Linked DNA regions of Mus musculus: region 1 is linked to region 2. The links are chromatin loops, found by intact Hi-C in ENCODE. Cell type or tissue: left cerebral cortex. All regions are shown on one strand. Each heading gives the region's core, and the rest is flanking DNA. Links, peaks and the distances in the headings are about the cores only. Region 1 holds the start of Gm51899 (a long non-coding RNA gene). Region 2 has its middle 12 kb from the start of Olfr225.

Region 1 (10,739 bases), core at 2,495-10,494, 140 kb after region 2:
GTTTCTCTGTGTAGCCCTAGCTTTCCTGGAATTTACTCTGTAGACCAGGCTGACCTCCAACTCACAGAGATCTGCCTGCCTCTGCCTCCCTAGTGTTAAGAGTAAAGTCATGCACCACCACTTTCCAGCACACTCAAAAATTTTAAATTGGTATATAGAGTGACAATTATCAAATGTAATACATTTAACAATGAAACAACCTAGTTGTTAAGGATACATTAGTATCTGTTATAGGAATTTTGAACCCTATCTGCATGTATTCCAAGATGTTCAAATCAAAATAAAACGGAAGAGACTTCCTATAGGGCAGGCATCCATTATATGGACCTTAGAACCTGAAATAAGCCAAAATTTAAAAAAGCACTAATAGACTTCGACAAGCAGAAACTTCCACAGCAAACAGTCTATGATAAGTTCCATTTAAACTGCAGGCACACTAAACAGGCTATGTAGAGAAGGTGACTGGTACAGCACACACACTGCACTCAGCCTCAGAATGGAAGCAGGAATGTAAAGGTGCTGAATAGAGGCTCTTGGAAACGACCCTCAGTAATGTGAGGCTCAGGAAACAATATCAAAGCCTAATGATTGGATGCTTGGTGTTCTTTATTGAATCCAGCAAAATGATGGGGTGGGAACACAGAGTTAGAATAACATTTCTTCAGTTTCTTTAAATCATGAGAAAGCTTGTTTTGCCCAGAAGTGGCTATCACAAGGTTCTAAGGAATGACCCACAGTCAAAGTAGCTGTGAGCTGCAGATGGAACAGGGCATGCACTACTGCTTGGTTGGGGAGGGCAGCCCTAACAGGCCAGGCCTGGGGCTCCATGGCTTTGAGGAATGGGGAATGAGTCCCCCTAGGACTCATTATCTATTCTGCTTGGAAGGTAGTAAGGTTCTCAGTGGGTAGCCTCTGCTCTCCTTTAAAAGAGAGAAGGGAGAAGGCACAGGCTGGCAGTAAAGATGTTGGTTCCGCTCTGGCTCGTGTGAGGACATCCTTGAGGTTTAGAAAACAGCCGAGGCTCCTCAGCTCCCAGAAATCAGCCCTGTTTCCCCAGCCCACAGAAGATGAACCTCACTCTCTCCACCTAGCACATTTGTCCGAGCATATCTGCTACTCTAACCAATATATGTGCTACCTGGTTGTGATGCCACACAGTCCCAGGACAAAGCTACACACAGCCTAGGTACTTGATGCTAGAATCACAAGCCACATCTTGAGACCATATAATTTCCTGAACCAAGCAGGTGGCTACCTTATTTATTACACAGGACAGCCACTTGGAAGCAAAGAAAAACCAATAAGCCCTCTTCCATTCTGCAGGCTACATGTGAGCGAGGCTTTGCCGCCATGGAGGAGACACATCAGAAGAAGATTGAAGACCTACAGAGGCAACACCAGCGGGAGCTAGAGAAGCTGCGGGAGGAAAAAGACCGCCTCCTGGCTGAGGAGACAGCTGCCACCATATCAGGTGGGACTAAGTCCACGAGCACAGGTTTCCCATGTCTTGGGCTGAACCTGTAGTTCACAAGAGGATTGGCCTTAACATTGCTTTTCCCTAAGATTTAACTTCTTAGTGGGTGGTGGTGGGCAGCATCTCTATCCTTGGCCATCCTTAAACTCGCTATGTACATGAGGATAACCTTGAACCCACTCTCCTCCACTCACTTCCCCGTGCTGGAGTAACAGATAAAAGACATGTACCGTCCCACCCTGTGAACGTATTGCTGGAGATTAAACATGGTTCCATGCATGGTACTAGTCCAAATCAGTGCCAGCCATAGCCTTAAGCTTCATTTTGGAGAGAGGTATTTGAAGATTCAAAGTGAGTCAAGGACTAGCTAGAGAAATCTATTGAGAGCCTCCAAACTAAAAGCTAGTGCCCCAGCTATTTGTGACATTGCAGAGATGGTCCCCAATAGGCGTCCCTCACTTGGAGTAATCTTCGACAGAGCATGGATATACTCTAACACAGCCCCTGCAAGTGTTTCTCACCCATGTCATGTTGAAGTTTCAGTGGCTTATGTTAACAGCAGGGGAAAGTGAAGCAGCTCTCAGACACTTAATTTGTAAACTCATGTGTGAAGAGAGCATTGACATTTACCTAATTACTGTAGAGTTTTTCTGATAGCAAATATAACATACCTGTAGCCAGGGGGAATTAGTTTGTGAATTTTTTCAGCCTTTATCTATCCCAGAGAGGGAGTCCTACTGCTGCTGAAATCAGAGTCAACAGGGGACAGACATTACATTAGCCTATCATTGGCCTTGTGGAGGGATAATCTAGTAGAGACACTGCCACTTGTAGCCCTAGATTTTGTTGCTGAAGGTTGGTTATGTCCTTCCTGCAGCCATTGAAGCCATGAAGAATGCTCACCGAGAGGAGATGGAACGAGAGTTAGAGAAGAGCCAGCGGTCTCAGATCAGCAGCATCAATTCAGACATAGAAGCCCTGAGGCGACAGTACCTGTGAGTCACCAACCCTGTGAGAGCCCTGTGGGAGAGGGCTACTTTACCAAGTCTAAGACAGCTTTAAGGATGCTCTTGGGGAGGCGAGGAGACCTTGGTTCTAACGACAACCCACACTACTTTGCTCTCAAGACTGAGCCTTAAGATGCAGATAAACAAATGTAACAAGTGACATTTTAAAATCATAACTTAAGCTAGACATGATGATATTTGTAATCCCAGTACTTAGTAGCCTGAGGCTGGAAGATTGCCACAAATCTGAAGCCAGCCTGGACTGTATATGGAGACCCTATTCTAAAACGAAACAAAGTACTTTGTACTTATTAGGGTTGACTGCAGACATCATCCCCCAATTTGTTTGGACCACTGCTACTATATCAGCACCTTAAAAGGAACCAGGGTCTAGCTGGTGTTTTATGCTTGGTATACCACAGCAGTTTGTGTTAAAAGTAGCCACAGCTGGGCGGTGGTGGCGCACACCTTTAATCCCAGCACTTGGGAGGCAGAGGCAGGTGGATTTCTGAGTTCAAGACCAGCCTGGTCTACAAAGTGAGTTCCAGGACAGCCAGGGCTATACAGAGAAGCCCTGTCTCAGAAAACCAAAAAAAAAAAAAAAAAAAAAGAAGAAAGAAAGAAAGTAGCCACGGTGTTCTAGGATTCTCATGAACTGACTACACACGTAGCACAAAGTGCAGCATGGAAACACCTTGTGACGTTTTCCTCGGTAGGAGTCACTTCGGGGAGGGGACCCTTGGGTTAGTACCAGAAGTATCTATGGATAAGACTTTGCTGAGGTCTCTGGAGTGTTCTGGGGCTAAAAGCAACAACTCAAGAAGTCCAGTGGTCAGGCTTCCTGGACTGGAGGCTCATCTAGAAGGTCCTTCTCGACTCTTCTGGCCATGGGGTGCTGAGAAGAGTCCCTCCAGGACTGGTTTCCTGTTGTGCCGAGTGTCTGTGCTTTGAAATGATACACTGCCCAAGTGGTGCTCTCCACCTATGACCTCTCAGAAACACAGCTCTGCTGTCACACTGGTTCTGCCCCCTAGTAGCATCACCAGTGTGCCAGCTGTGGCTAGCCCAGAAAAGATAGAGTCATTTCTGCAAAGTGTCCCAGACATTCTGTGGGCAGACACTGTGCTATCACTGTCTAGCCGTCCGGGTCCTGCAGTGGGGGCAGGGCTGAGCATCCCCTCTCTCTGCAGGGAGGAGCTGCAGTCAGTGCAGCGGGAGCTGGAAGTCCTTTCAGAGCAGTACTCCCAAAAGTGCCTGGAGAATGCACACCTAGCCCAGGCGCTGGAGGCCGAGCGTCAGGCCCTGCGGCAATGCCAGCGTGAGAACCAGGAGCTCAACGCCCACAACCAGGTAAGGCCAAAAAGCTAAGCCCCACCTTCATTTGGGCTACTGGCCATGATACTACCACATCTGCCCTTCCTGAGACTTAAGAATCTGGTGACTTCTCTGAATCTCTAGTCCTCTAGTTGAAGTATCTCAGAGTTGGGGTCTCTGTCCTGCAGTGCTGGGCTTACTCTCTCACATTTGTTTCTATAAGTCATGTTCTTAAAATTTAGTGCTCCTTAGAAAATTGGGGTTCACTAGAATCCCAGATGAGTGGGATATGATACTGAGTTCAATATAAGCTCTTCTATCAACACCCTATTTTTGCCTGCTCCGTCTGTCATGCTTGCCCTCTGTGCCTTCTCAAACCACACTGCACTGTGGGTGTAACTACTTGGGAGTCACTGAACCACTGCAGTGGCTTGAAGAAGAGCACTTACCAGTCAGAAAGGCGTGAGAAATTGGAGGGACAGAAGTAGAGTAATCTTTGGGAGCTCAAGTGGGAAAAGATAACACTGCCCACAGCAGAACGATTTTAATTTTAAGATCCATGGAATCTTCGCTCTAGAGACACAATTGGCATTTTGCTGCTATGAGTTCTGAATCAGTTCTGAATTCAGCTGACCAAACATAGCAAATGTTCCAGGGAGGAAAACAGTCATTTGCAGTGGACATCTACTATTTTCTTATCCCTCCTCCCTGCATAATACGTTACAGCTAAGGACTTAGGAATTGTGTGGATGGTACTGGGTATTAGACATAATGTAGAGACAGCCTATTGTATATGGGAGGATTATGCAGATATTGTATGCCATTTGTAATGGGACTTGAACATCCACAGAATTTGGTGCCTAATAGAGGTCTCAGAACCAATTTCTGACAGGTTATAAGTCCTCACATAGCCTCACAACCTATATGAACAGCTTTTATGTATCCTTAAATGTCTACCTTAAACATAGCACTGAACATGCACAAGGCTTGGGGGCTCCATTCTTAGGCCTCTGTACGCTACTGGTTAAGAAGTGACCTTCTCTAGTGTCTTATGCAACTGTGTGTGGGGATGGTCACTGTTGTGTTGTGCTGTTGTCCCCCAGGAGCTGAATAACCGCCTGGCTGCGGAGATCACACGGTTGCGGACACTACTGACTGGAGACGGTGGTGGGGAGTCCACTGGGTTGCCTCTCACACAGGGCAAGGATGCCTATGAGTTAGAGGTACTGTAAGAAGCAAGGCACTGCCTTATTCAGGAGCTCCTGGGTCATACTAAAGCTCTTTATCTTAGAGTCATTGAGGGACCAGATTTTAAGAAAAGGCCAGAAGGGTACAGTTCAATAGAAGAATGCCTGCTTACATGCAAAACTCTGGGTTCATCTCTAGCTCTGTAGCAGCTACAAGAAAAGAAAGCTTCAAGCTAACTTTTGAAAGCTATGGGAAGGCCCAAAGTCATTGGTTAGCTGACAAGTACCCTGAGGTCCACAGGCAGAAACAGGGGTCCCTCTAGATGCCATGAGGATCTTCAGGGCTACAGGAATCCTGCTGTTCTCAGATTCTATTATGACTTAACTTCTCGGAGTCCAGGATGTTTGTTTTCAATCACAACAGCTCATTCTGCAGTGGCAAGCACATGTACTCCCAACTGCTTAGGAAGCTGAAGCAAGAGGATTCCAGAGAAGGCTAGAAAGAAAAAGCAAAAGCAAAAAACAACCGTTGAAAGAGGGAGAGAGAAAGGAAAGACTCTAATTCTCACATATTAGAGTTCTCAACATGTGGGTTGAGAGTCCCCCTGGGGCACACGTCAGATATCATACCTATTATATATTTATATTACAATTCATAACAGTAGCAAAATTACAGATATGAAGTAGCAGCAAAATAATTTTATGGTTGAGGGTCAGCACAACATGTATTAAAGGGTTGCAGCATTAGGAAGTTTGAGAACCACCAAATGAGGATGTAGGGCATCCTCAAGAGGACCCCAGTTAGGTTAAGGTTTTCCTTTATAGGTGACTCAGACAAGTGAACAAGAGGAGCTGGCTAGGGTGGGCAGAAATTCCTATAGGAACAGTGTATCTAGACCTTGACAGCTACATCTCCGGGAGCAAGCAAGTCAGTAGTGGGAACTCAGTGTAGTCCTCATGCCTCTGGACTAGCAAGGCTAACAGTATTTTCCCCTTTCCATTTCTGTAGAAGCACTGAGCAGTATTTAAGTCGTGTGTTCTGTTTAGTGTCAGTAAGGGTTGGCTCTCTTCCCCGAAATGTACAAAGCAACTGTCTGCCAGCCATGCTCTGTATATGCAGACTACAGGATACCTGGTTCCTGAGAGTCAGTCCTCATTTTCCCTCTTCTTATAGGTCTTGTTGCGGGTCAAAGAGTCAGAAATCCAGTACCTGAAACAGGAGATCAGCTCCCTCAAGGATGAACTCCAGACAGCCCTGCGGGTAAGGGCCAAGGGTGTGGAGGCAGGACAAAGAGGGGTGAAAGCTGAGAGGTCTGACCAGGTCCTGCTGGGCTCACTTTTTCATGGCAGGACACTCTACAAGATTGCAGTCCTAAAGTCAGGTTCCCTTAAAATACCAGCGTCTGAGCATATGCCTCAGAAGTAGGGCAGTCAGAAGGAAGCCTCTAGTCAGGCGGTGGTGGGTCTGTGTTTCCATGCATTTGGATAGGTACAGTAACACAGAGTGCTATGTGGGTGAAGTGAGGCTTGGTCTGCCATTTAGGCTGGTCTAGTTGGACCCATCTCAAAGGAATTTCTGGAGTCAGAAAGTAATGATGGAATCCTTGGTGTGATCAGGTCACTTAACAAATCTAAAACCTAGAGGCTCTCCCTGACTGACTTCCACAAGGAACTGTTAGACAGTCAGGACCACAGCAGGCTTGCCCCCTGTAGTCATCTACTTCCTGCATCATGTTTTCTTTAGTGTTCAGTCTTTGCCTCAGAGAGGGAGGGTACAGGGCCATTTCCGAGTGAGTCTGACACCCTGTCTGCAGCCGCCACTCACTTGTGCCTTTATCTGTCCAGGATAAGAAGTATGCTAGTGACAAGTACAAAGACATCTACACTGAGCTCAGCATTGCCAAGGCCAAGGCTGACTGCGACATCAGCAGGCTGAAGGAGCAGCTGAAAGCAGCCACAGAGGCACTGGGCGAGAAATCTCCTGAAGGCACTACTGTGTCAGGATATGGTGAGCGATCTGGGTGCTCCTCGTGAAGATGTTTTGGCACTTGAATCAAACCCAAAAAACTGTCTTGAGCCATCCCAAATCTCCTTTAGGCCCACATGCACGGGCTCCCCCGCGAGCTGCTCCTCCCATATCCTGCAGCTCCTTTACACAGAGCTGCTTCCATAGAAACAAGGGGTCATACTATCTGTTTCTGAAAAACTTAAGCAGGTAGGGGGAGTTCTTGCTAGTTCCTTAATCTAAATGTTTAGCCATAAAATCTTTGAGGGCCACAGGCAAGCAGAACAGAAGGAACCTACAGCCTGTTCAAGAACAACAAAACTGACCTGTTTTTGTGCTGGCTGAAAAGATCCAGGCACGGACTGGAGAGATGGCTCAGTAGTTAAGAGCACTGACTGCTCTTCCAGAGGTCCTGAGTTCAAATGGTGGCTCACAACCATCTGTAATGGGGGTCCGATGCCCTCTTCTGGTGTGTCTGAAGACAGCAACAGTGTACTCACATACATGAAATAAATAAATCTTTAAAAAAAAAAAAGAAAAGAAGAAGAAGAAGAATTATTGGAGAAAATATCCAGGTATTGTGCAGCACAGCGGGGAAAGAGGCTGCTGAGCCACGTACTGTTGGATTCTTTCTGATAACTGACGAGTTCATCTTAACTTCATCATGACCCTTTCTTTATAAAAGCCCCGCAAACTGAAAATCTGTTCAAATCCCCTAATATCCCTGTAACTGAACATTCCTTCAGCAAATTCAGGAACAGTATCCATGACAGCATTCAAATGTGCCTGCTGGGACAGTCCTCTGTGTTGCTCATGGGACACAGACACGGCTGTTCTGGAAGGCTGCTGACAACAGCACAGTTTACAGTCTAGCTCACTGTAAAACGGTGATCACCATGGTCACTGGGTAGGAAGCCAAGAAGCTGAGGCATTAGAGGGAGGAAGTGTGTGTTCTTTTGTCCTGCCGTGATAACTAACCTCGGAAGAGTATTCACAGAGTACTGCATCTGTAGACAAGTGCCACACATTGCCGAGTGCTAAGCATCATCCATGGACAGCCGTGCACACAACAGTCCACTCAGCGGTGCAGACTGACTGTGGGAAGACAGGGAGGTGTTTTTATGTTGATGTAAAGAGAATTTTTTGAGATTTGAGTAAACAAGGAAAGCCCCACACCCTGACATACTTTGTGGTATGGCCCAGTGTACACCTTTGTCATTTGTGTTTAAGACATTCTAAGAGCTGTTTTCTTGATGGGTGGATAATGAAAAGAATATGGACTGATTCCTTTTGATACTAGTCCTGTGTCAGAAATCAGCTAGAGATAATGAGGCCAGTTGGTATGCCCAGAAGTCAAGGTCTAATTCCAGAGTAGGAGATCCTATCCTTTGTTAACAGTATTATGTGTGTAGCTTAAACCCCAGTGGGAACCCAGTGCTCCAGTGCTTGGTTGGTTATTGGATTTAGGAAATGTATGGGTGCACTATGCTAGTGAACTCAGAACCTCCCATATGTTCTGTTTGGTTCACAAGATTGTAGAAAGCAAAAGTAATGAGTCTTTTTGTTCCTTCAGACATAATGAAATCTAAAAGCAATCCTGACTTCCTGAAGAAAGACAGATCCTGTGTTACCCGGCAACTCAGAAACATCAGGTCCAAGGTGAGTGAGGTCCAGCTTATAGATGAGGTGGGACTAGATGATGCTGGCAAGATCAAACCCAGTACAGGCACTACAGTGCAGGCCCTAGCCCAGCCATGTAGTCACAATGTTCAGATGATTCTAGTGGCTTCAAGAACCATGTTCCATGTCAGCAGAACCATCTCAGGGCCAGGGCTTCAAGAAGCAAGACATGAAGAGATTCGTGTCTCATACGAATCTTGAGCCTCTCAGAAGGTGGGGTAAATCTGACCTCTTGGCTCCACTGTATGTCTGTTCACTGCACATCTCTGTAATCACACTGACGCTGCCAACCTTGGAGAAATGAAGTCAAGGATCCCAGTGTGCTCTCAGATGGATGTGTCTGGGGGGTGGGGGAGAGGGCCTGGCCAGCGTGCTGCATTTAGAACTGATTGTGTGTGTGTCTTATTTTTTGCTCTTTCCTCTGACAGTCCGTAATTGAGCAGGTCTCATGGGATAACTGAGTCGCGCCCGCTTCCAAGTCCCCTGTCGTATAGGTAAACCACTTCTCACTCTGCCCACTGCCCTCACAGGCGGCTCTGCATGCACTCTCACACCTCCATAGCACATCTCTATGTAATTATCTTCACTCATCTTTCTCTGACAAACACACACCCAGTCTACATGAGATCTCAATAACTGTCCTGGAAGTTGGCACTCTAACCTCTCCACAGAGCTGAGCCTGCCCAAGGCCTCCTCATCTTGACGGGTGGGCACAATCCAGCATGCATACTGGGTGACTTGCACGACACTGAGCTCCTGTCTCCTGTCTTGGAAACAAATTGCAGGGAGATAGTAGATACCCACTGAGTCTGGCAAGCACTGCACTCTCATGAAAGACCTCAGATAACCAGGTGGTAACAAGGCTGTTTTGGGGAGACCCCTGCAGATAGCCAGGTGGTAACAAGGCTGTTTTGGGGAGACCCCTGCAGATAGCCAGGTGGTAACAAGGCTGTTTTGGGGAGACCCCTGCAGATAGCCAGGGGGTAACAAGGCTGTTTTGGGGAGACCCCTGCAGATAGCCAGGGGGTAACAAGGCTGTTTTGGGGAGACCCCTGCAGATAGCCAGGGGGTAACAAGGCTTTTTTGGGGAGACCCTGCAGATAGCCAGGGGGTAACAAGGCTGTTTTGGGGAGACCCCTGCAGATAGAACAGATCCCAGTTGTGCTGTTCTGTGTGGAACTGATCAATACTGCATGGGTAGAGTCTTAGAAATTATTTTGTTCCTAAAGGCCTGTCAACCATTCACACAGGGATAAACACGACCTGCTTTTGTTTTTCATGCAATACAAAAGTGTGTCTCCCCGTAGAAGGTAGTAGAGTTGGCCATGTGGAGTTCAGTGCCAGGAATGTTGTGCCCCAAGGATACATGTTGACCTTTTTTATACAGTGATAACAGCTTAAGGGCCCTGGCCTGGTTGGTCCCACCGGCAGTAAGTACCCAGGCGTGCCAGTTCCTACTCTACATGAGTCTCTCTACCTTCCAGCAAGACAGAAGCCAGCAAGGGCAATCAGCTTGAACTTAGAGGAAACAAGGTTGCCTTAGAGAAGAGTATTGAAAAAGCCCAAGGATTTTAACATTGGCTTTTTTAACTAATCTGTTTTGTTTTCTAGTTCCAAGCTAACTTATATGCTAATGTGGTTTAAGCATATTGGAGACTACTTTCTCCAACCTAAGGTTAAACTCAGCTCTTGCCCAGAAGCCCTCAGAAAGCACAGTGGTCACTATGAACAAGTGGCTTTTGGGTCAGAATAAGAAAGGATATCCAGGGATGGGCACCATGAAGAAGATATGTAATGAGGTGTGCCATCTACTTGTGAACTTGTGGGGATACCCAGCACACGGCTCAGTAACAAGGGACTGGGTAGTGGTAATGCTAGGAACAGGGAGGCTCTGTTCTAGCAAGATCCCTATGGCAAAGACAGCCTTGAGAGCCATGGAGGGCTCTTGTACTAAGCAGGGTCACTAGTCACACAGTGCTAGAGTAGCTCTGTGTTCTTGGAGTCACTAGAGCCCTGGTAGGTGGGAAAGGACATTGGTTTCCAGAGGACACCTGACCCTCAGAACAAGCAGG
Region 2 (10,739 bases), core at 1,322-9,321:
AAAACACAAAATCTACAGAACAAAGAAAGAATATTAAAAGTGGCAAGGGGGAAAGGCCAGGTAACAGACCAAGGCAGACCTATTAGAATTACACCCGACTTCGCAACAGGAACTCAAAAAGCTAGAAAGGCCTGGATAGATATCTTGCAGCCTCTAAAAAAAAAACCACAGATACAAACCTAGACGACTATACCTAGCAAAACTCTCAATCATCATAGATGGAGAAAACGAGATATTTCAAGACATATCCAAATTTAGACAATATCTATCCACAAATCCAGCCCTACAGAAAAACTAGCATGAAAATTCCAATCCAAGGACAACTACATCCAAGCAAACACAGGAAATAAGTAATTCCATACCAGCAAAAACGAAGGAAACACACACACTAACACCACCAAAATCAAAATAACAGGAATTAACACTGGCCATTAGTATCTCTCAACATCAGTGGACTCAATTTCCCAATAAAAAGACACAGGCTAACAGAATGGAGGAGAAAACAGGATCCATCATTCTGCTGCATACAAGAAACACACCTCAGAAATAAAAGATAGACATTACCTCAGAGTAAAAGGCTGGAAACAAAGTTTTCCAAGCAAATGGACCAAAGAAGCAAGCTAGAGTAGCCATCCTAGTAAAATAGACTTGCAACCAAAATTAATCAAAAGAGACAGGGAAAAACCCTTCATACTCATCAAAGGAAAAATCTTTCAAGATAATATCTCAATTCTGGACATCTATGCCCCAAACACAAGGGCACCGACATTTGTAAAAAGAAACATTGTTCATTGCTGAAGCTTAAATCACACATCAAACCCCACACGTTAATAGTAGGAGACTTCAACACACCACTCTCAGCAATTGACAGATTATCTAGACAAAAACTAAAAGAGAAATAATAAAGCTAACAATAGACATTATGAATCAAATGGACCTAACAGACATCTACAGAATATTTCACTCAAACACAAAAATATATACTTTCTTCTCAGCACTGCATGGACCTTCTCCAAGATTGACCATATAGTTGGTCACAAAGCAAGCCTCAACAGATACAAGAAAATTTAATTAATGCCTTGCATCTTATCAGACCACCATGGGTTAAAGCTGGACTTCAACAACAACAGAAACACCAGAAAGTCTACGCACACATAAAAATTAAACAACACTCCACTCAATGATCTCTGAGTCAGAAAAGAAATAAAAAAGAAAATTAAAGACTTTCTAGAAGTAAATGAAAATGAAGGCACAACATACCCAATTTAATGGGACACGATGAAAGCAGTGCTAAGAGGAAAATTCATTGCACTAAGTGCCTCCACAAAGAAATTAGAAAGTTCTCATACCAGCAATTTAAAAGTACATCTAAAAGCTCTACAGAAGAAGGGGGAGGAAGAGGAGGAGGGGAGGAGGAAAAGCAAGCACACACAAAGAGGAGTAGAAAAAGCAGGAAATAATCTAATCAAAATCAGGGCTGAAATCAATCAGAAACAAAGAAAGAAATACAATGAAACCAAGAACTCGTTCTTTAAGAAAATCAACAAGATAGACAAACCCTTAGCCAAGTTAACCAAAAGACAGAGAGACCTTATCTGAATAAACAAAGTCAGAAATGAAAGAGGGACATAATGACAGACACTGAGAAAATTCAAAGAACCATGAGGTCTTACTTCAATCGTCTGTACTCCACATAAATTGGAAAATCTTAACAAAATGGACGACTTTCTAGACAGATACCACTTACCAAAGTTAAATCCAGATCAGGGAAATGATTTAAAGAGCCTTGTAACTCCTAAGGAAATAGAAGCAGACAAATATCTCTCAACCAAAAAAAAAAAAAAAAAAAGCCAAGAGCCAGATGGTTTTAGTTCAGAATTCTACCACACCTCAAAAAGAGCTACTACCAATACTCCACAAACTATCCCACAAAATAGAAACAGAAGGAACACTGCCAAACTCATTCAACGAAGCCACAGTCATCCTGATACCTAAACCACACAAAGAACCCCAAAAAGGCAAAACAAATAGAATCAAATTGAAGACCCTGAGATAAATTCACACACCTATGGATACTTTAACTTTTACAAAGAAGGCAAAACCATACAATGGAAAAAAGAAAGTATCTCAACAAATGGTGTTGGTCTAACTGGATGTCTGTATGTAGAAGAATGCAAATAGATCCATATCTATTACCCTGCACATAACTCAAGTTCAAGTGGATTAAAGACCTCAACATAAAAACAGATATAATAAATCTAATAAAACAGAAAGTGGGGAATAGCCTTAAACTCACTGGTACAGGAGACAAGTTCCTAAACAGAACACCAATGGTTCAGGCTCTATGATCAACAGTTGCTAGGTGGGACCTCATTAAACTAAAGCTTCTGTAAGCCAAAGGGCACTGTCCATAGGACAAAATGGCAGCCTGCACATTGAGAAAGGATCTTCACTGAGTCTACATCTGACAGAGAGCTAATATCCAAAATTTATGAAAAACTCAAGAAGTTAACAACCCAAACAACCCAATTATAAAATGGGGAACAGAGCTAAACAGAATTCTCAACAGAGGAGTCTCAAGTGGCTGAGAAGCACTTAAAGAAATGTTCAAAGTCCTTAGTCATCAAGGAAATGCAAATCATAACAATTCTGCGATTCCATCTTACATCAGAATGACTAATATCAACAACTCAAGTGACAGCACATGCTGGCGAGGGTATGGAGCAAGGGGAACACTCCTCCATTGCTGGTTGGAGTGCAAACTTGTACAACAACTTTGTAGATCAATACGGCATTTTCTCAGAAAACTGGGAGTAGTTCTACCTCAAGACTCAGCTATACCACTCCTGGGTGTATACCCAAAAGATGCTCTACCATCTCACAACGACATCTGCTCAAACATGTTCATAGCAGATTTATTCATAATAACCAGAAACTAGATACAACCTAGATGCCCCTCAACTGAAGAATGTATAAAGAAAATGTGATGTATCTACACAATGGAGTATATTCAACTATTAAAAACTAAGACATCATGAATTTTGCAGGCAAATGGGTGGAACTTGAGAATATCATCCTGAGTGAGGTAATCCATACCCAAAAGAACATGCATGGTATATACTTACTTATAAGTGGATATTAGCCATAAAATACCGGAGACCCATGTTACACTCCACAGACTCAAAGAAGCTAAACAAGAAGGAAGGCCCAAACAAGGATACTTGAATCTCACTTAGAAGAGGGCATAAAATAGTCATAGGAGGAGGGAGAGATGGAGGGAGAAAAGGGTGGGAGAGGAGATGTGGAGGGGAAAGGGGGGGGGTCATTCAGGATCAGATGCGGGGAGGGGCAAGATAGATGGCCAGATGGCCATGAAAATGAATGGAGAGCGGGGCAGTGGTGGTACATGCCTTCAATCCCAGCACTTGGGAGGCAGAGGCAGGTGGATTTCTGAGTTCAAGGCAGCTTGCTCTACAGAGCGAGTTCCAGGACAGCCAGAGCTATACAGAGAAACCTGTCTCGAAAAACCAAAAAAAGAAAAAAGAAAAGAAAAGGAATGGAAATCTGCAACTGATGGGGGTGGGAAGGTGGGGGTGGATCTCAAGAATTTGCCAGAGACCTGGGGTAGGAGAGATAATCAAGAATCAATGGGAGGGGGCGACCTTAGCTGTGACTCACAGCATTGGGGATATGGAACCTGAAAAGGCTAGGCAGGAACTCCAGTGGATCGATTGGGACACCAACCCACCCACAAAACATCCAGCCCCAAATTTATCCTATCTACAAGAAATGCAGGGATGGGGAAGGAGCAGAGACTGGGGAAACAGCCTAGCAATAGCAGGTCCAACTAGAGAACCATGCCATGGGCAAGCAACAATCCCTGACACTGTTAATGATACTCTGCTATGCTTGCAGACAGGAGTCTAGCGTGGCTGTCCTCTTAGAGGCTTAGAAGGGGGAATACAATAGCCATAGGAGGCAGATGGAGGGAAGGAACAGGGTGGGAGAGGGGAGTGTGGGGGGTTCAGGATCAGGAGTGGGGAGGGACAGAAGAGATGGCCAGATGGCCATGAGAATGAATGGAAATAAGTCCCCCAGCAGCTGACTCAGACAAATGCAGAGACCCACAGCCAAACAGAGGATGGAGCTTGGGGACTCTTATTGGAAGAGTTGGGGGAAGGGCTGAAGGACCAAAAGGGGATAGGAACTCCACAGGAAAGCCAAAAGAGTCAACTAACCTGGACCCTTGGAGCTCTCAGAAACTGAACTACCAACCAAAGAGCATACACCGGCTGGACCTAGAGCTCCACCCCACCCCCACATCTGTAGCAGATGTGTAGCCTGGTCTTCATGTGGGTCCTGAACAACTGGAGCAGGGCTATCCCAAAAGCTGCTGCCTGTTTGTGGACTATGTTCTTCCATCTGTCTTGTCTGGTCTCACTAGGAGGGGATGTGCCTAGCCCCACAGAGACATGATATGCCAAGGCTGGACAAGAATACTCGGGGGACCTACACCCTCTCACAGGAGAAGGGGATGGGGATAAGGGAGGAACTGTGGGAGGGGACACAGATAGGGATACCGAGTAAAGGAACATTTTTTTATGTGTATGAGTGTTTGCTTTGCATGTCTGTAACTGTACCATGTGCACGCCCATTGCCTGTGAAGGCCAGAAGAGGGCATCAGATCCCCTGGAACCGTACTTTTGAGCCACTATATGAGCTCTGGTAAAGCAGCCAGTGTGCTTAACTGCCAAGCCATCTCTCCAGCTTCCGTTTTTGTTTTCTTAAAGCTATAAGCTTAGCTGAATGCTTTTTAAAAGCACAGTTCCACTTCCTTAGAAGATACAGTGTTGTTCAGATTATCCATAGAATTTTTAAAATGTGCTGTGGTATTATGGAATCCCATAGACTTTTTGTCATTATATAAAGCATATTATCGTTATTGGTAAATATTCTTTTAAAAACACTTATTTTTAGCCAGGCATGGTGGCATATGCCTTTAATTCCAGCACTTGGGAGGCAGAGGCAGGTGGATTTCTGAGTTTGAGGCCAGCCTGGTCTGCAGAGTGAGTTCCAGGACAGCCAGAGAAACCCTGTCTCAAAAAACAAAACAAAACAAAATATGTATATATAAAACCTGAAAGCTGCAGACCTCAGAGCTATGGACAAGTCAGAGACATAAACTAGATTCTCAATCCCACCCTCTCTAAATTAGCCTTTAAAACCAGTGAAAGTTGGCCCAACTTTCTACCCGTGGCCTTTCCTAGAGCAAGATATAACCCCTCAGAAGGCAGGATTCCTCCTCTATGAGATTATGTTTGAAAGCCACCCCCCTTTTCCACCCTGTTTAAGAGACTATTGCTGCAGACATTATTAACTGGTCTCTTCTGAAGAATCTCCAGTCTCTCCAACAGGTCCAGACTGCAATCTATTCTAGGGTTCGAGACACCTATCCAGTTCCTTTCTTGGTGCCTTGTCATTTATTCTGACCTGGGGACCAAGTGTACATCAAGAAGTTTCAGAAATAGAAACCTGACTCCCGCCTGAAGGATGCCTGCATGGACTCATCACTTCCATGACAAGCCTGTTCCAACCAGGAGCAGAAATGGAAACCAGCTTACCTGGACCAGATGCACTCAAGCTAAGGCTTTCACAACCTATACTCCTGTTTGGTTATATATGCCCTCTGAGTCTGGCTAGACTGTCTGCTTAATCCTTTACTCTTGCCTCATTCCGCACTGGGAAAATCCTGACAGAGACAAAGTACACTGGAGCCAAATAGCATATGTTTAAAACTGATCTCATAAAACTTTTTGTTTTGTTTTGTTTTGTTTTTTGTTTTTGCTTTTTTTTTTTTTGAGACAGGGTTTCTCTGTGTAGCTCTAGCTGTCCTGGAACTCACTCTGTAGACCAGGCTGTCCTCAAACTCACAGAGATCCACCTGCTTCTCCTGAATGGTGGAACTAAAGGTGTGTGCCACCAGACACAAAACTCTTAAACCTTCCCGCAATCAAGGCTAAAAGTTACCTTCTGACAGAATTAGAGAGATTGCCTTCTAAAATCCTACATGATTAGAAAACATTATATATTTATTATTATTAAAAATAAACTTCATGAAAAATGAAAGATCATTTAGATAAGAAACAGTACAGCTGGGTTCATGCCTTTAGTCCCAGCACTCAAGAGACAGAGGCAGGCAGATCTCCGTGAGTTCAAGCTAGCCTGGTCTACAGAGTTAGTTCCAGGACAAACAGAGGCAAGTGAGACCCTGTCTCAAATAAACAAACAAACAAGACAACATAATTCCTGGTATCATAAAATATTTTATTAAAATCCATGGCTTACAACCTTCCTCGTTGGCCTGAATGGCCCCTTCCACTTCCTTTTTATAAGACTTGCCTTGCATAGTCAAATGACTTTTAAAGTTCATCAGACAAATTGCCTTGGTTAAACTAATGATCCTCAGGACCCAGTATTTATCCCTTAGCCAAGGTCTAAGACTTGAAAGTAACAGAAAGGGAGGGGGTGTAAGGGATAAAATGACTACGGAAACCCATCACGTGCCAACTTTATTTTGTGTCTGTCTAGATGCTTCGCCGTCCATCCTCCAACAGCCTTGGCAACGCTTTTTGGAACAGTCTATGAACTTGACCATGGTCCAAACATATTATGTAGTGTCTGGAATATACAGCTGAGCATTGTAAAGAAAGATGTTTCTAGGCCACTCCAAATCCCTTACTAGTGTAACTTCCACGTCAGACACTGATGTAACTGTGCCTTTCTTTTTAAATGCCATACACCTGACTGGGGCACCAAGAGACTTCACAGCGGCACAGGTCACTCTTGATCTCGCCATTAATAAAAAGAACTCCAAACTTTTAATTAGTTTAATCGGCATGGTTGTCAATAATTATCTCGCCTGGATAATTTCACTGTGACAGTATATTGATGTATAGCTGCTCTCCAATGTGCTCAAATGTGGTTGTAAACACTTGGTCTCATGGATCATAGCATAGCAGCTTGGATTGTTCTACCTCTGAATGACTTCTTCAATGTCCAGATGCACCGCTGTAAAAAACTATGTGCACCACTTTCTAATAAACCCTTTGTCATCTCTGTCTCCATGCATGCTGTGTGACTAGTACAGCCATTCTCACCTTTAACTTTTTTTCCTGTTTACAGGTTCATCAGGATGCTCTGCTGCGGTCCTAATAATGTATGTCCTGCTGTTCTTCTTCAGGCATGTTTAGAGCTGTAAAACACCCCTGTTTGCTTTGCTGTAAGCACATCTGTTTATGCTGCAGCTTTGGGACATTGGTTTTTGCAAACATCCAAATGTGTAATTTTTTGTACAAATGGATAACGAGCTGCTCTGCTAGCACATTCACACGCAGTGATGTGGTGGTACAACCTCGGATCTCCCGTGTCATAATTCCAGGAGTGTGGATGTCCAGCACCCCTGAGTCCTGCTAGACGTTTACATTTGTGTGTGTTTCTGTAGCAGTGTATTTGTCTACAATGTGCTTGAATGAGCTTGTGAACACTTGGTCTCATGGATTCTAGAATATCAGTTAGAATCGCTCTACCTCTGAGCTTGTTCGTCAATATCAGGGTGCACTGTTAGAACAATATGTTCATATGCCCTGATTTCTAATAATATTTTTATCACTTCTGTTACACACATCTGTGTTTGGTGCAGACCAATACAACCATCCTTGCCACCATAGGTTTATTACCTCCCGGTATGTGTCCACCTCAGGGCACTGCTGTACTTCTAAAAACATATGTGATATATATTTCTAATTTAGAAATCTTCAGAGCTATACAAGAACCTCCATCTGCTCTGTTACAAATGTAAATCTGGTTACACTGCATAGTAGGACATCAATTTTTGGCAAACATGCAACTGTGTGGTGTTTCCATCCAAGGAAGGTGTGAGCTGCTGTGCTGGCCCATCCACGTGCATCCATGTGCATCGATGAAGCAGTACATCCTTTTATCCTTTATAGAATTTTCACAAGGGCAGATGCCCCATACCCATGGGCCCTCTTTTAATATCACATTTCTATTGTTTCTGTAAGAGTCCGTGTGTATACGGCTGTTCTCATCCGATGCATTTGGGTTTGCATGTAAATAAAGGGCCTCACAGACACTACAACACCTGTTTCAACCGTGCTTCCTTTGAAATGGTTCTTCAGTGTCGAGTGCGGTTTAGCACCAATATAGTGACCTACTGTACCCGATATTGCTATGGTTGCATGAACATGCAACTCTGACGGCTTAAATTAAAACGATTTTTTAGGATGAAGTGATTTTTTTGTTTGTTTGTTTTTGGTATAAGAAGCAAGACTGGGGAACCTTGGCCATCCTGACAGCAGACAGTGGATGGTGCGTAAGTATTCATTATCGCAGTCTCTTTGATCTGTGTATCTGAACTTCTGCATCATTAACGATTTTAAACATATCATTTCCCTCGAATTAATAATCTGTATGCTGAAGTTCTTGGAGAAATACATGTCGATGGTCCTAGCCTATTCTGAAATTTGTCAGAATCAAAAGATAAGGGGCAGAGGGGGAAGAGGCTGGGTAGCAGTTGCACAGGTCAGAGGTCTCGGCACAGTTGCTCAGGAAAGAGCAAGTCCCAGCACCTGGTGTAGTGTGGTAATTGTGGTTTCCTATTTATTATGCTTTTGTTCTTTTCTTATTTAAAAACAAGTTACATGTAATATATTTTGATCATATTATTCCCCCGCCCCAACTCCTTTCAGATTCTCCCCACTTGCCTACCCACCTAACTTCATGTTCTTTTTATCTATCAGACCAAAAACAAAAACACCTTCCCAAAGGTCAAACCAAAACAACAACATCAAAAGGCAAAATAACCAAAGCAAACCAAAAAGCAAACAATGAAAAAAAAAACCCAACATCGAGTCTGTTTTGGTTAGTAAACTACTCCTGGGCATGGGACCTACCCTGGAGTACGCTTTGATATAGTAGCTAGTGACCCTGCATTGAACAAAATTGATTTTTCCCCTTCAAGACTCTCTATGCAAGGTTTACAGATCTATGTGGAAGAGGGGGCAGAAAGATGGTAAGAGCCAGGGGTGATGGACAGCTCCAAGGAAATGGTGTCCTCCAGACACAGCAGGATTGATGCCCATATGAACTTCCACATACTGTGGCAGCATGCACAAACCCTGCAAGGGCTCAAATTCCAGCACAGGGAAGGGGGGGCAGACACAAACTCTCACCCCTAGCCAAGAATCTATTCACAAGTGATTATGTGTTTTTAAAGACTTGAAGAGAGTGGGGCTGGAGAGGTGGCTCACTTAAGAACACTTGCTCTGGCAGAGGACCTGGGGTTAGTTCTCAGCATGCACATTGCACGGGGGCATAGTTCATAACAAAACTACCTATAACTTCAGGAGACCACATTCCTTCTGTCTACTGCAGGCATCTACACACATAGCTACTACTCAGGTGCACACACAAAGTAAGTAAGAGATGCATGAAAAAGAAATCTCTTTCTTAAGTGGGAAGTTCATGGGCTCTCGTCACAAGGAAACGGTATATGCCCAAGGAGACAGAGCACCAAACACTCTTGGCACACTCTGCATCGTGTGCGTCAAACCATCACCTTGTACTTTGTGTTCAAGGAGAAAAACTAGTTTCCATAGACATGAATACAGAAGATTCCACAGGAGTTGAGGACAGACACACCTTACATTGATTTTTACATGTGTACCAGTGAGCCCTATTTGTAGTCATTAAGAAGTGCAGTCAAGTCCTGAGTGACTCCCATGTTTTGGGACTAATATGTATCCCAGGAGTGGCAGTGAAGCCTGTATCGAGTACCAGGGCAGTCTGATTTCAAACAGCTCAGGTGGATGCAGATGCCTTGTCCCCTGGAGATCACCACAAGGATGCTGGAGACTGACTCCTCCTAGGGTGCACACTGTTGGCCAGGCATGGAGGAGATGGAATAGTTCAAGTTCAGGCTCCTCCCCTTGAGAGCTGACATCCCCTCAGGGTCTCCAATAAAATACAACTGCTTCTTTCTGTTTCTTGTATCTCTCTCCACCCTGTTTGCTCTGAGTGGGCTCTGCTTTCCCTCACTGTCTTTATAGGGGTCTCGGATTCTACTGATGTTCCAAGAGCAAAATGCATTGAGCAGTCCTCTCCAGGGACGGTCTTTTGTACAGAGCTTTCTGTGAGCAGTGGACTCCTCTGGCTGGTTGGTTAGCAAGGCCAGATGGGAAAGGAGGGTTAAAAAGGAACTATGGACTTGGCCCCTTTCCTAGCTTTCTGAATGAATTCAGAAGCAGGCCGAACACAGCTGTTGGGGCTTGATTCTCAGGGAAACTACAAGGCCTCTAGCCATGGTTTTCATCGTCACAGACAACAGTTCTACTATGTGTGAGGTTGACAACCACCCATCTAGCTTGAGACCTCAGCCCCTCCCCATCCTGTGTTCCTTCTGTCACCTCGTATGGGGTTCCATGCATTGTGGCAGTATCCTAGAGCTGGGGTATGGTATGCTGACAAGGCCACACTTTATTGGTTTGCAGGCTTTTCCTTGGACCCAGATTGGTTGTTTCCAGTGATCCCAGGTGGGACTGGCTTCCTTCACAGAATCTTTCTTCCTTTCCTGTTAATTTCCTGGTCAGCTAGACACCAAGACACAAATGCGGGGCCAGGAATGGGGTCATACCTGTCAATGTGTCTTAGCCAGGGTCTGG

The links. Peaks named below come from ENCODE experiments on the same cell type or tissue, not always from the same donor. Only the 100,000 strongest peaks of a DNase experiment are listed, where the experiment ranks them.
Region 1: a loop joins it to region 2, with 2.6 times the contacts of the local background. A loop is called at or near these places in 14 of 42 quality-filtered maps.

What each region holds. Positions count from the first base shown.
Region 1 is chr11:59,763,057-59,773,795 of GRCm38, forward strand. Mprip (myosin phosphatase Rho interacting protein) reads left to right here. Exons shown (of 24, transcript NM_001368931.1): 17 at 1,324-1,471; 18 at 2,352-2,469; 19 at 3,672-3,831; 20 at 4,899-5,018; 21 at 6,157-6,243; 22 at 6,828-6,990; 23 at 8,561-8,646. It overlaps Gm51899 (a long non-coding RNA gene), which reads right to left and starts at 6,198. Exons shown (of 2, transcript XR_003949691.1): 1 at 6,115-6,198; 2 at 4,300-5,478. In left cerebral cortex, for the core only: a CTCF peak has its summit at 7,458 (motif pointing left); a DNase peak (open chromatin) is centred at 6,447; H3K27ac peaks cover 222 bases.
Region 2 is chr11:59,619,756-59,630,494 of GRCm38, forward strand. No RefSeq gene overlaps it. Among named protein-coding and RNA genes, the nearest start is that of Olfr225, 12 kb to the left of the region's middle. In left cerebral cortex, for the core only: a CTCF peak has its summit at 4,667 (motif pointing right); a DNase peak (open chromatin) is centred at 4,683.